Linked DNA regions of Homo sapiens: region 1 is linked to region 2. Evidence: chromatin loops called from intact Hi-C (ENCODE). Cell type or tissue: B cell. All regions are shown on one strand. Each heading gives the region's core, and the rest is flanking DNA. Links, peaks and the distances in the headings are about the cores only.

Evidence for each region. Peaks named below come from ENCODE experiments on the same cell type or tissue, not always from the same donor. Only the 100,000 strongest peaks of a DNase experiment are listed, where the experiment ranks them.
Region 1: a loop joins it to region 2, with 4 times the contacts of the local background. A loop is called at or near these places in 30 of 110 quality-filtered maps.

The regions. Positions count from the first base shown.
Region 1 is chrX:119,617,373-119,622,747 of GRCh38, forward strand. It overlaps SEPTIN6 (septin 6), which reads right to left. Exons shown (of 11, transcript NM_145799.4): 11 at 1-2,679. Among named protein-coding and RNA genes, the nearest start is that of NKRF, 14 kb to the left of the region's middle. In B cell, for the core only: a CTCF peak has its summit at 2,817; DNase peaks (open chromatin) are centred at 609, 1,269 and 2,839; H3K4me3 peaks cover 1,854 bases; H3K27ac peaks cover 3,407 bases.
Region 2 is chrX:119,683,372-119,688,746 of GRCh38, forward strand. All of the region lies in intron 1 of SEPTIN6 (septin 6), which reads right to left. Among named protein-coding and RNA genes, the nearest start is that of SEPTIN6, 7.1 kb to the right of the region's middle. RefSeq lists enhancers at 2,250-2,479, 2,750-2,799, 2,830-2,879. In B cell, for the core only: no CTCF peak of the experiment used is centred there; DNase peaks (open chromatin) are centred at 2,150 and 2,880; H3K4me3 peaks cover 3,204 bases; H3K27ac peaks cover 5,000 bases.

The DNA of each region.
Region 1 (5,375 bases), core at 111-5,110, 66 kb before region 2:
TTTATGTTCACTCATGGGTTCGATTTTTGTTCACCAAACTTCCCTGATTATAAGGGTCACCTAGGGCACCTGTTACACACAGTCTCCTGGACCCCGTTCCAGCCTTGCAGCATCACTGGGTCATTGGGTTAAGGAGCTGGCCCGGCATGCCTTCGTTTTGCCAGCCCTCACCCAATCCATCTTCAGATGTTTTTCTGTGGAAAAAAACCTCGAGGGTCTTCTAATACTAACTAGTCAGTTACTCTGAACATCAAAAGACCTCGTATCCAGGAATGTAACGTATATAAACAGATTGAATCCCTTTGTGAAACTGATTGGGAGTCAGGAGGCATGAAAATTAGTCTGGCTTCTGCCTCGAAACAGAAGTGGGACCTCGGTCAAGTCCCTTCCCTTCTCTGGGCCTTCATTTCCCCTTACGGAGTAAGTAGGTTATATCGTCTTACTGACTAAAATGTCTCCCTTAATATAAAACTCCTCCTTAGTTTCTGAAGGTCTCTCCAAGGCTGTGTGGGTCTAATACTTTTGAATTATTCAGAGCTTCTCAAGCCTTAACTAGTTAATCTGTACACAAATGCAAATGAGGGCGCCTCCGGTTTGTAATGCAAATAATTACCGGGCGGCGGTGTGGGGAAGTGGTGGTTACCGGTTGGTTGTTTAAGCGTGAATTTCTGGGAAAGCAGCTCTGAAGCTGGACATAGAATCATCAAAGTTGCAAATATGAAGCCTTTCCCAAGGAGACCTGACAGGCCTAACTCAGCATCTCTCTGAGCTACTGGCTGAGTATCTGAGCAGATTTTTTTTTTTTTTTTTTTGGTCGTTGGTTTGTTTCTACCTCCAAGCATATGGTCTTCAAAAAAATACTCCACTGTAACTTGAATTTTCCCAAGAAACTGGCTTGTGCTTTGGCAGCATCACCTTCATACTTGCTCTGGTCACTCACCAATCAATAGAGCACCAAACCTACACAGCAAACCTATATTCTTGCTTTGTCAACAAGAAAAGTGCGTGCATATGTTTGCTTTTCATTTTTTTCTTTTTGCTTCCTATTATGATCTATAATTGAAGTGAGAAATCCCCTTCCCCTTCTCAATACTTCAAAAAGGCCTGGAAATTTGGCATAACCTTGTTTGACTGTGTGCTTTGAAAGTAAGTGATCAAAAAAAGAAACTCTAAAAAAAAAATAGAAGTAGGTGGTCATGGTCAGTGCCAGTGGGGCTGGGAGGCAGGAGCAAGTTGCGGAACTCAAAAAGAAGAAGTGAGCTTGAAGTACATGGCAGGATAGGGGTGGGGGGCCTCGCTGCCTGGCACCCCAAAGGAAAGCTGTCAGTTAAAATAGGAACCTCGGCTTAAAAGGCTAAATGGAGTCCAGTCCAGCTGTAGCGGGGAATACTATTCAGTACACAGCCATGGATTACTGCAAAGGAAGGGCAGAGAGACGGCATGTTAGCCACAGATCATTGCCAGGTCAACTCCATCTCTCACACTGTCACTGGCCAAACACCAAAGGCCACTGTGCCTCATAACCCTGACAAGGGAGGGCTCTCTACTTCACAGAGGTTCCCAAAGCCACTATCAGATGGGACCCATGATAAAAACTTAGGGCTGGAATATTTTTAAACTCTCAACTCCTTAAATTGGAAAGAAAGTTAAGGGCCTTTTCTTCTCTCCGGCCGAGTCTCATCTCTTCTTATTGGGGGATGCATGCAAAATGCATGTTAAAAATCATCATGACATTCACCAAATGAACTAGAAGACTCATCAGAGCAAACCCCCAAACACTTGATTCTTTTGACAGCTCAGTTTTCCAGCCTACAAAGTGGGATTTATTATTCCTGCTACTGGCCTCACCTTATTGGGACAGTATGGAGCCCTTCCGGAAATTACCCCCCGAGATGCTGAAATACCTCACAAGAAGAATTCGGTAAGGCTATCATTCAAGACTCTAGGCTGGTAATAATATTCAGGTTTATTCTCCCTTTTGCATCTGTGGGATACCCAGAGTTAGAGAGAGGGGAAACGTCTGCTATTTTCTTCAGCAGTTGTGTTTTATGGGAAGGGCTTGGTGTAAATAAATGCGTTGCCGATTTTGAGCACAGCTTGAGTGCAGTTACTTCGAGTGAATGAAAACTGGAAAGGGCTGGACTCAAAGGTTAGAAGGAAAAGGCGCCAAAGGCTGTCCTTTTGAAACCCTCTAAGAAATGGCTGTGGCTCCTGAGGATGAGGGTGGGGTGGACCAGGGAGGACTAGTGACTGGGATACAGGAGACCAAGGGGACAGCTGTGCTGATCGGTGGTTACCCAGCCATGGTGGTTGCAAATACCTCAGGGAAACTAACAGCAACCAGAACTGGAACAGGGGAGCTGGTGGGAAAGAGTAGCAGATGGGCCCCCTGACCATGTCACACCTCTGGCAAAGATGTGGGGGAAGACAGGGGGGATGGCTGGGGGTGCTGGGAGGGGGACTGGGATGCAGGATGCATCTGCGAGCCACATGACTGTTGGCTTCTTGACCAGCGGCCAGACATCACCCTCAGATTCTCAGGTTTCTATAAACCTTGGCAGGAAGAGAGGAGAGGGCGCGGGTTGGATTGTATGCCCCCCAGGCATGTTAAGGGGGAAATTAGAGAAAGGGAGGCCCAGCTCTGTTGCGCAGGAAAAGGGTGTCTACAGGAAGCCCAAACTGAAAATGAAAAGAGAAGCTGAGTTAATGAATGGATAGATTAATGTACCAAAAAAAAAAAAAAGTCAGAAGAAAATTAAGTAATGAGGACTAATGGCTAAATTAGAATATAGCTATGTTAGATGGTCTTAAGGTCTTATTGCATTGGCTCCGGGGAACATGCTTTCTCTCTCATACACTCCACACACACTCCCACATGATGGCAGCAGTGGCATTAGCCAGCAAAATAATGATCAACAACCACAAAAATACATTTTATCTTTCTTTCTTTTTTTTTTTTTTTTTGAGACAGAGTCTTGCTCTGTCACCCAGGCTGGAGTGCAGTGGTGCGATCTCGGCTCGCTGCAAGCTCTGCCTCCCGGGTTCACGCCATTCTCCTGCCTCAGCCTCCCCAGCAGCTGGGACTACAGGAGCCCGCCGCCACACCCGGCTAATTTTTTTGTATTTTTAGTAGAGACGGGGTTTCACCGTGTTAGCCAGGATGGTCTCGATCTCCTGACCTCATGATCTGCCCGCCTTGGCCTCCCAAAGTGCTGGGATTACAGGCGTGAGCCACTGCACCCGGCTCTTTTTTGTTGTTGTTGTTGAGATGGAGTTTTGGTCTTTTGCCCAGGCTGGAGTGCAGTGGCCGTGATCTTGGCTCACTGCAACCTCCATCTTCCAATTTCAAGCGATTCTCCTGCCTCAGCCTCCTGAGTATCTGGGATTACAGGCGCCTGCCACCACGCTCGGCTAATTTTTGTATTTTTAGTAGCGACGGGGGTTTCATCATGTTGGCCAGGCTGGTCTCGAACTCCTGACCTCAAGTGATCCACCCGCCTCAGCCTCCCAAAGTGCTGGGATTACTGGCGTGAGGCACTGAGCCCGGCCTATCTCTTCTTAATGACTAGGTCCTGACTAGTGTCCCCCACCACCCACCCCCAGCACCACCACCCACCCCCAGCACCACCACCCAATACCTTGTACAGGAATACCTTCCACAAATCTCTAAGTGGCCTCAGGCCACTGGATAGAGCCCCAGGCTCTAGCCACTGCATTTCCTGTCCCATTGGGAAAGTAGAGGAGGCTGAGGTTTCACCCCAGGAGATCCTTAGAGCTGTCCTAGTCAGCTAACTGGTACTCTGGGGCAAGACCTGTTTGCAGAGCATATGGGGATGATTGCAGAACTCTGTTCTAGGGTCCAGACCACAGTTACCTGAAAATGTGAACTATGGAAACCCATCATTGGTTTGTGCTTAAATAATACTTTGACCTCTCTTCCATGTAAATTTCATTCCTGTGACATAAATACAGCAAGTAGAACTGATCCCCATTTCATATGAGTAGACCAAGAAACACAGAGAAGTCAACAGACTTGCCTGTGGCTGCAAAGAGTCACAGCTGGGCCCAGAGCTGGTGTGTGTGTGTGTGTGTGTGTGTGTGTGTGTGTGTGTGTGTGTGTGTATTTTTATTTCTTTTGAGATGGAGTCTTGCTCTGTCACCCAGGCTGGAGTGCAATGGTGCGATCTTGGCTCACTGCAACCGCCGCCTCTGGGGTTCAAGCAATTCTCCTGCCTCAGCCTCCCAAGTAGCTGGGATTATAGGCACCCGCCACCATGCCCAGCTAATTTTTGTATTTTTAGTAGAGACAGGGTTTCACCATGTTGGCCAGGCTGGTATTGAACTCCTGACCTCGGGTGATCCTCCTGCCTCGGCCTTCCAAAGTGCTGGGATTACAGGCGTGAGCCATCATGCCCAGCCAACTCTCTTAAAAAAAAAAAAAAAAAATAGAGAGATAGGGTTTCACCATGCTGCCCAGGCTGGTCTCCAACTCCTGGGCTCAAGTGATCCTCCCACCTCAGCCTCCCAAAGTGCTAGGATTACATAAGTGAGCCACCTCGCCCAGCTTCCATTTACTCATCTTGCAAACTGGGGATTATTCCTTCTCTACCTCACAGACCTGTTGTAAGTATAAAATGAGATACTATACAAAAGACAAAAACAAAAACAAAACAACAACAACAAAAAAAAACACTTTGGAAAGTAATAAAAGCTATACAAATGCTCATATCTTATTTTTATTCTTTGTCTACTTCCTAGGGGAAGAGTAATCTAAAAAACACTGCAATGGCCTATGTTCTAGGTTTCATGGGAAGGCTGACGTATTTTGATGTGTGTATACTATCCATATACTGTGCACTCCTAAGGACCAATAATGATTGAGGTAGAGTATCTGCAACGATGTAGGGGGTCACAAAGGAATCGCTTTTACAAATGCAGAGAGCTATAAGTAGTGCCTCAAGCAATTTCAAAATGTGGAGGCACAGTAAGCCTCACTCTGCCTGCATTCTAGGTGGCCTTCGTGATCCACCCCTTGAATGAGGGCTTTGAGGAGGGGGCGGGTTGCCTTTGCTGCTTTCAGATCCTGGGGAGCCAAAGCCTCCCCTGACTCGTTGGTCTGAAATTGCTTTCGTGGTCTGCCAGGGAGAATCCTGCCAGGAAGAGCCAACCTACTTGGGGTTGGGGTTGGCTGTTCCAGCTGTTTACCAATTGCCTCTCACTTGTAAAGTGTAGCTTTAATTATAGTTTTGCCAGAATTCATTTTAGGAATGGCCACTAACAATGATTTACTTGGGGAAACCTGTAAGCAACTGTGTCAAGCCACGTGCAGTGAAACCTGAATTAACTGAAATCTCATTAACTAGAATACATATTTC
Region 2 (5,375 bases), core at 188-5,187:
TCCACTCTCAGCCCTGAACACTGATGTCTGAAAGACCGTGCAAATCTCCAAGACTATGAATCATCGGTTCAGTGATACATGATGGAATATTAAGCAGCTGAGAAAAATGTTTTCTAAGAATATTTAATGACAAAAGGAAATGCTCACCAAAGGCAAACAACAACAGGAAAACCAACCTGTATACACAGGGTCATCCCAATGATGGGGGAAAATACACATTTTTTAAAAGATTAGAAGAACACATGCCAAAATAATGTCAGTGATTTCTTTTGGGTAGAGAGGTTGTAGGTGATGTTGCTTTTCTGGGTTTTCCAAATGTTCTACAATAGGCATATTTTACTTTTATAAACAGGGAAAATGTTACTTTTTTAAAAAAGATTCTATGATGATACTTTCCTGGGTAGGAAAGTGGCCTCAGGTATTTTAGAAAAATATTGAACTACAACCAAAAAGGTGCCTGACAATTTGGGTCATCAGAGCATTTAGCTTTCAGGCAGTTTTATTGTATATAAAACATTTATTTTACCAGAAATACAATAAAACCCTATTAGTCTCCTTATTATAACTTCTTTTTTTTTTTTTTTTTGAGACAGTGTCTCACTCTGTCAACCAGGCTGGAGTGCAGTGGCGCGATCTCAGCTCACTGCAACCTCTCCCTCCTGGTTTCAAGCGATTCTCCTGCCTCAGCTTCCTGAGTAGCTGGGATTACAGGTGTGTACCACCACACCCAGCTAATTTTTGTATTTTTAGTTTAGTAGAGATGGGGTTTCACCATGTTGGCCAGGCTGGTCTAGAACTCCTGACTTCAGGTGATCCACTCGCCTCGGCCTCCCAAAGTTCTGGGAATATAGGCGTGAGCCACTGTGCCCAGCCCCCTTATTATAACTTATTATTACATATTATATATATAACTTATTGTCATACAGTATAATTTCTTATTATAATGATTCATGTGAACCAGAAGTCAAATCATATATCCTGAAACATGTAGCAAAAAGTCTTGATGAAACAATCAGGTAGCTGATAGCTTCCTCTGCTGCCTCCAATGCTGCCAAGGATGCCGCTGTATTATGTCATAAGAACCACAAAAGCACTGATAAGTTCCCAGAGGTTTTTTTTTTTTTTTTTTTTTTCTGAGATGGAGTCTCACTCTGTCTCTCTCAGGCTGGAGTGCGGTGGCACGATCTCAGCTCATTGCAACCTCCGTCTCCAGGGTTCAAGTGATTCTCCTACCTCAGCCTCCCGAGTAGCTGGGATTACAGGCGCCCACCACCACATCCAGCTAATGTTTGTATTTTTAGAAGAGACGGGGTTTTGCCATATTGGCCAGGCTGGTCTCGAACTCCTAACCTCAGGTGATCCGCCCGCCTCAGTCTCCTAAAGTGCTGGGATTACAGGTGTGAGCCCCCGCACACAGCCAAGTTCCCACAGGTTTTAAAAACAATTCTCAAATGCATCCAACACATCAAATATCAGAATGTCCCTCATGCTAATTAAGCCAGGCTAAGAGGAAACTGAGTAGTAGCAATGCCCTATCCTGGGAAAGAGAAATGTGGGGGCTGTTCTAAGGAGAAATAAGGCCTGCAAAAGCTGGCAGCACCCCCAAGGGGCCTCAGAAATGCCCTTCAGTTGGGGAGCAGTTGTGCTGAAGAAGCACAAGACAGACTATCCTTACCAGACAGAGGAGGAGGCCCATTTTTGGCAAATCCAATAGATGAAACTGATTTTAATACACAAGATAAATTCCAGAGTGGCTTTTCATTCTATAAAAGGATTCACAGCAGGATTCCATTAAGTAGCCGGCTCTTCTACTGCATTGAAAGCAGGATTCAATAGACAAACATTCAGCTGTCATGTACCTTTATAGGAAGACAATAGCTATCTACACCTACATGGACAGGCAATATCTGAAGGGTTGTTTCTGTTCCACTTACCGAGAGCCTGCTGAGCTAAAAGCATAGATCGACCTTCCCTACGACTCTCTCCCCACCCAGCTCAAGGGGTCAAAGCAGGGAAGGGGTGGGGTTCAATTCTGCCACCTCATTCGGAAGCAGACGCAGGCAAGGACCTAAAAGAAATGAGGCTGGAGAAAAAGGAAACATAAGCACCATACAATGTTAGAGCTGGAAACGCCCTTAAAGATCACCTAATCCAGCCCTTTCGTTTCACAAAAGGGGAAACAGAGACTCACAGAGAGGAAGTGACTTGGCTCACGTCACAGACTGATTTAGTGACAGAGAATAGTGCTAGGATCCAGGCCCCTGTCGAGCCAACGGCCACTCTCAAATGGAAAAGCTGACTCAAGTGGCACATGTGTTTCTTTAGACTGGTAAAATTCCGGGACATTGAGCTTCTGGCTTGATGCTGGTCAGGGGCAGAAGGGTCAAGGAACCGAATCTGGAAACCCGTGAGCTCCCCAAGGTGGTTCTGGCCCACAGAAGGCAACTGAAGCAGTCAATGCGGTGGAAGGCACTCATTGTGTGTTCCTGCTCTCTACTCACTTCCCCACTTTTTCCTCCTGTTTCCCTCTCTTTTGACTGCGGCCTAAGTCTCAGCCTGGCCAGCTGCCCAGTTCTGCTGAAGAACCCCAAGACTAACACAAGCCTAAGTCTAGGTCAAATATCCCCACCTCAGGCCAGGGGTGACCCTTGCTCAGGGTGAGTGAAACTTTCCCACAAAAGCCAGCCAGATTCCCTGGAAGCCAGACAATTGAAAGAGAGTTTTCTAGGTGTTCTGGCTATTGTTACCTCCAATCTGCTAAAAAAGAAAAGGTTTACCCACAGGCCTCTGGGTGAATGCCCAACTGCCCTCTGGGGAGCCTGAATTTGCCTCTGCCTCCATCTGGTCTTGTTTAATGGGGATCTGAAAAAAACCCAGTTCCTGCCTCAGCGCCAGTGTTCAGAGCTGGGGGCCTCCAATGTGAAAGGAAACCGAACACGACCTCACACCTCATCAGGGCCAGGAAAACAGAGTTCTGCCCCGTTACCCCAGGGCCTTCATTCCGGGTCAGAGAGGGCCATGGCAGGGGAAACCTGAGCCCTGAGGCCTCTCGCTGAGAAGGCCTGCAGATCTTTTCCCTGGTCACCTTTAAGTGAGTGGAAGGGCCGGCTGAGAGCGCGCTGCATAATTCAGCAGATGGCTGCCTCTAATGAGAAGACACTGAAGAAGAGGATAACATTATTTCTCACCCTCCTGAGCATGTGGCCTCCTTCCTCTGTGCAGGCGGCAGAGAAACCCACGGTTTCAAATCCCAGCAGCAGAAGCCTCCTCCTGCCAAACTGAGGAGGAAGGGTCTGTGTTTCTAATTTATTCTGCGCCCCCCACTCCAGTTGTTACTTAAAATAATCCATCATTACATGGCTGGTGGCTCCAAGATTTTTATTTAAAGCAATATGGAGAAGAAAAAATAAAAAAGAAAACCCACACAACCCGTGACTGTGCTATATTGGATTTAAGCTGAGAATCTTTTTAATATCAGAGAGTCTCCGAATCACCCTAGTATACTCTTCCCTGGGCCCTATGGGAGTGCTGAGGGAGTGTAGTGAAAAGAGGGGGAAGAGAGGTCATGGCAGGATTTTGATGTCTTAGAAACATCATGAAAAGACAAGTGTTTTTAAACAAGGAATCTGTGTCATCTGGTGGGTGTTTAATCGTATCACCCACTGACCAGCAATAGCACTTCGGACTAAGTAACTTGGTCTCCCTACACCCATTAAATAAAGGGAACAGTAATACTTGTCCAGGAAGCCATTGGGGAAAATGAAATCATACAGATGGAAGCATTTCGAGATCGTTGAAAGAAACATGTTATATATATCCATGGCTTTCCTTCTTTCCTTCTTTTTCCTTCTTTCCTTCTTTCTTTCTTTCATCTGTCTTTTTTTTTTTTTCTTTTTTGAGACGGAGTCTCACTCTGTCGCCCAGGATGGAGTGCAGTGGCACAATCTCGGCTCACTGCAAGCTCCGCCTCCCGGGTTCACGCCATTCTCCTGTTTCAGCCTCCAGAGTAGCTGGGACTACAGGCACCCGCCACCACGCCCGGCTAATTTTTTAATTTTTAGTAGAGATGGGGTTTCACCGTGTTAGCCAGAATGGTCTGGATCTCCTAACCTCATGATCTGCCCGCCTCGGCCTCCCAAAGTGCTGGGATTACAGACGTGAGCCACCGCACCTGGCCTCATCTGTCTTGAATGTAGTTTTAATGTACATGCAACTAAAAGCCCTTCTCAATTGTTCATGCTAATATTAAACCATGGCTCTGATCATCCAAAAACCCAGGCAAGTCCAGAAATCAGCCCTACTTAGTTTGGGAATACCTTTTTCCAGAGGACTTATCTTCCTAATTGGCTTTGCTCAGGCTAATGCAATAGGTTTGCTCCCTTATAGCACACAAAGGCAGTGGCCATGCTTGGTAACAAAGCCAGCAATTAATAGAAAATTTACAGCAGAGACTCCACAAAGTAAATGCTATGCACATGACTGCAGATCAAAATCTCATTAGATGATACAGACAAATCACTCTGCTATAATGTAGTTTTGTATTAAGAACACCGCTAACACTCACATTTCCAGGATTTAGGATGTAAAAAGGAAACAGGGCTTATTCCTGCCTTTCATCTGGAAGCTGTGAGAGGGCAGAGTTCCTGCGTGCCTTGGCCACCACTATATCCTCAGCACCTGGCACGGGGCCTGGCCGATCAGTGCCCAGTGAATATGTGCTGAAGGAATGAATGAAAATAAAAGTGGGTGAATTGGCAAATGAAATGTTCCCAACCCAGTAGCAGATGTGAGATCTCACCCACCTTCACACCTACCCATTTCCTATTTGAAGCCCTCAGGAAGCCCTTCCTGTCACCCTCTGCCTCCATTCATTGCTGAGTTAGGTTCCCTTAGTAATGAAATCTCATGGCAGGCAGTCACTCTCCTGTGTAGCACTTATCACAAAGATAATTAGATAGTGATTTGTGTCTGCCTCCACCAGTTCCTTGAAAGAAGGGACCATGTGCATTTGGGGGACATTGTCATTCTGCCCGCTTTTTATTTTGAAAAATCCCAGGCCGGGCGCTGTGGCTCACACCTGTAATCCCAGGACTTTGAGAGGCCAAGGTGGGCAGATCACGAGGTCAGGAGTTCGAGACCAGCCTGGCCAACATGGTGAAACCCTGTTTCTACTAAAAATACAAAAATTAGCTGGGCACGGTGGTGCACACCTGTAATCCCAGCTACTCGGGAGGCTGAGGCAGGATAATTTCTTGAACCCAGGAGGCGGAGGTTGCAGTGAGCTGAGATCGCGCCACTGCATTCCAGCCTGGGCGACAGAACAAGACTCCATCTCGGGGAAAAAAAAAAAAAAAAGGAAAAGAAGAAAAGAAACA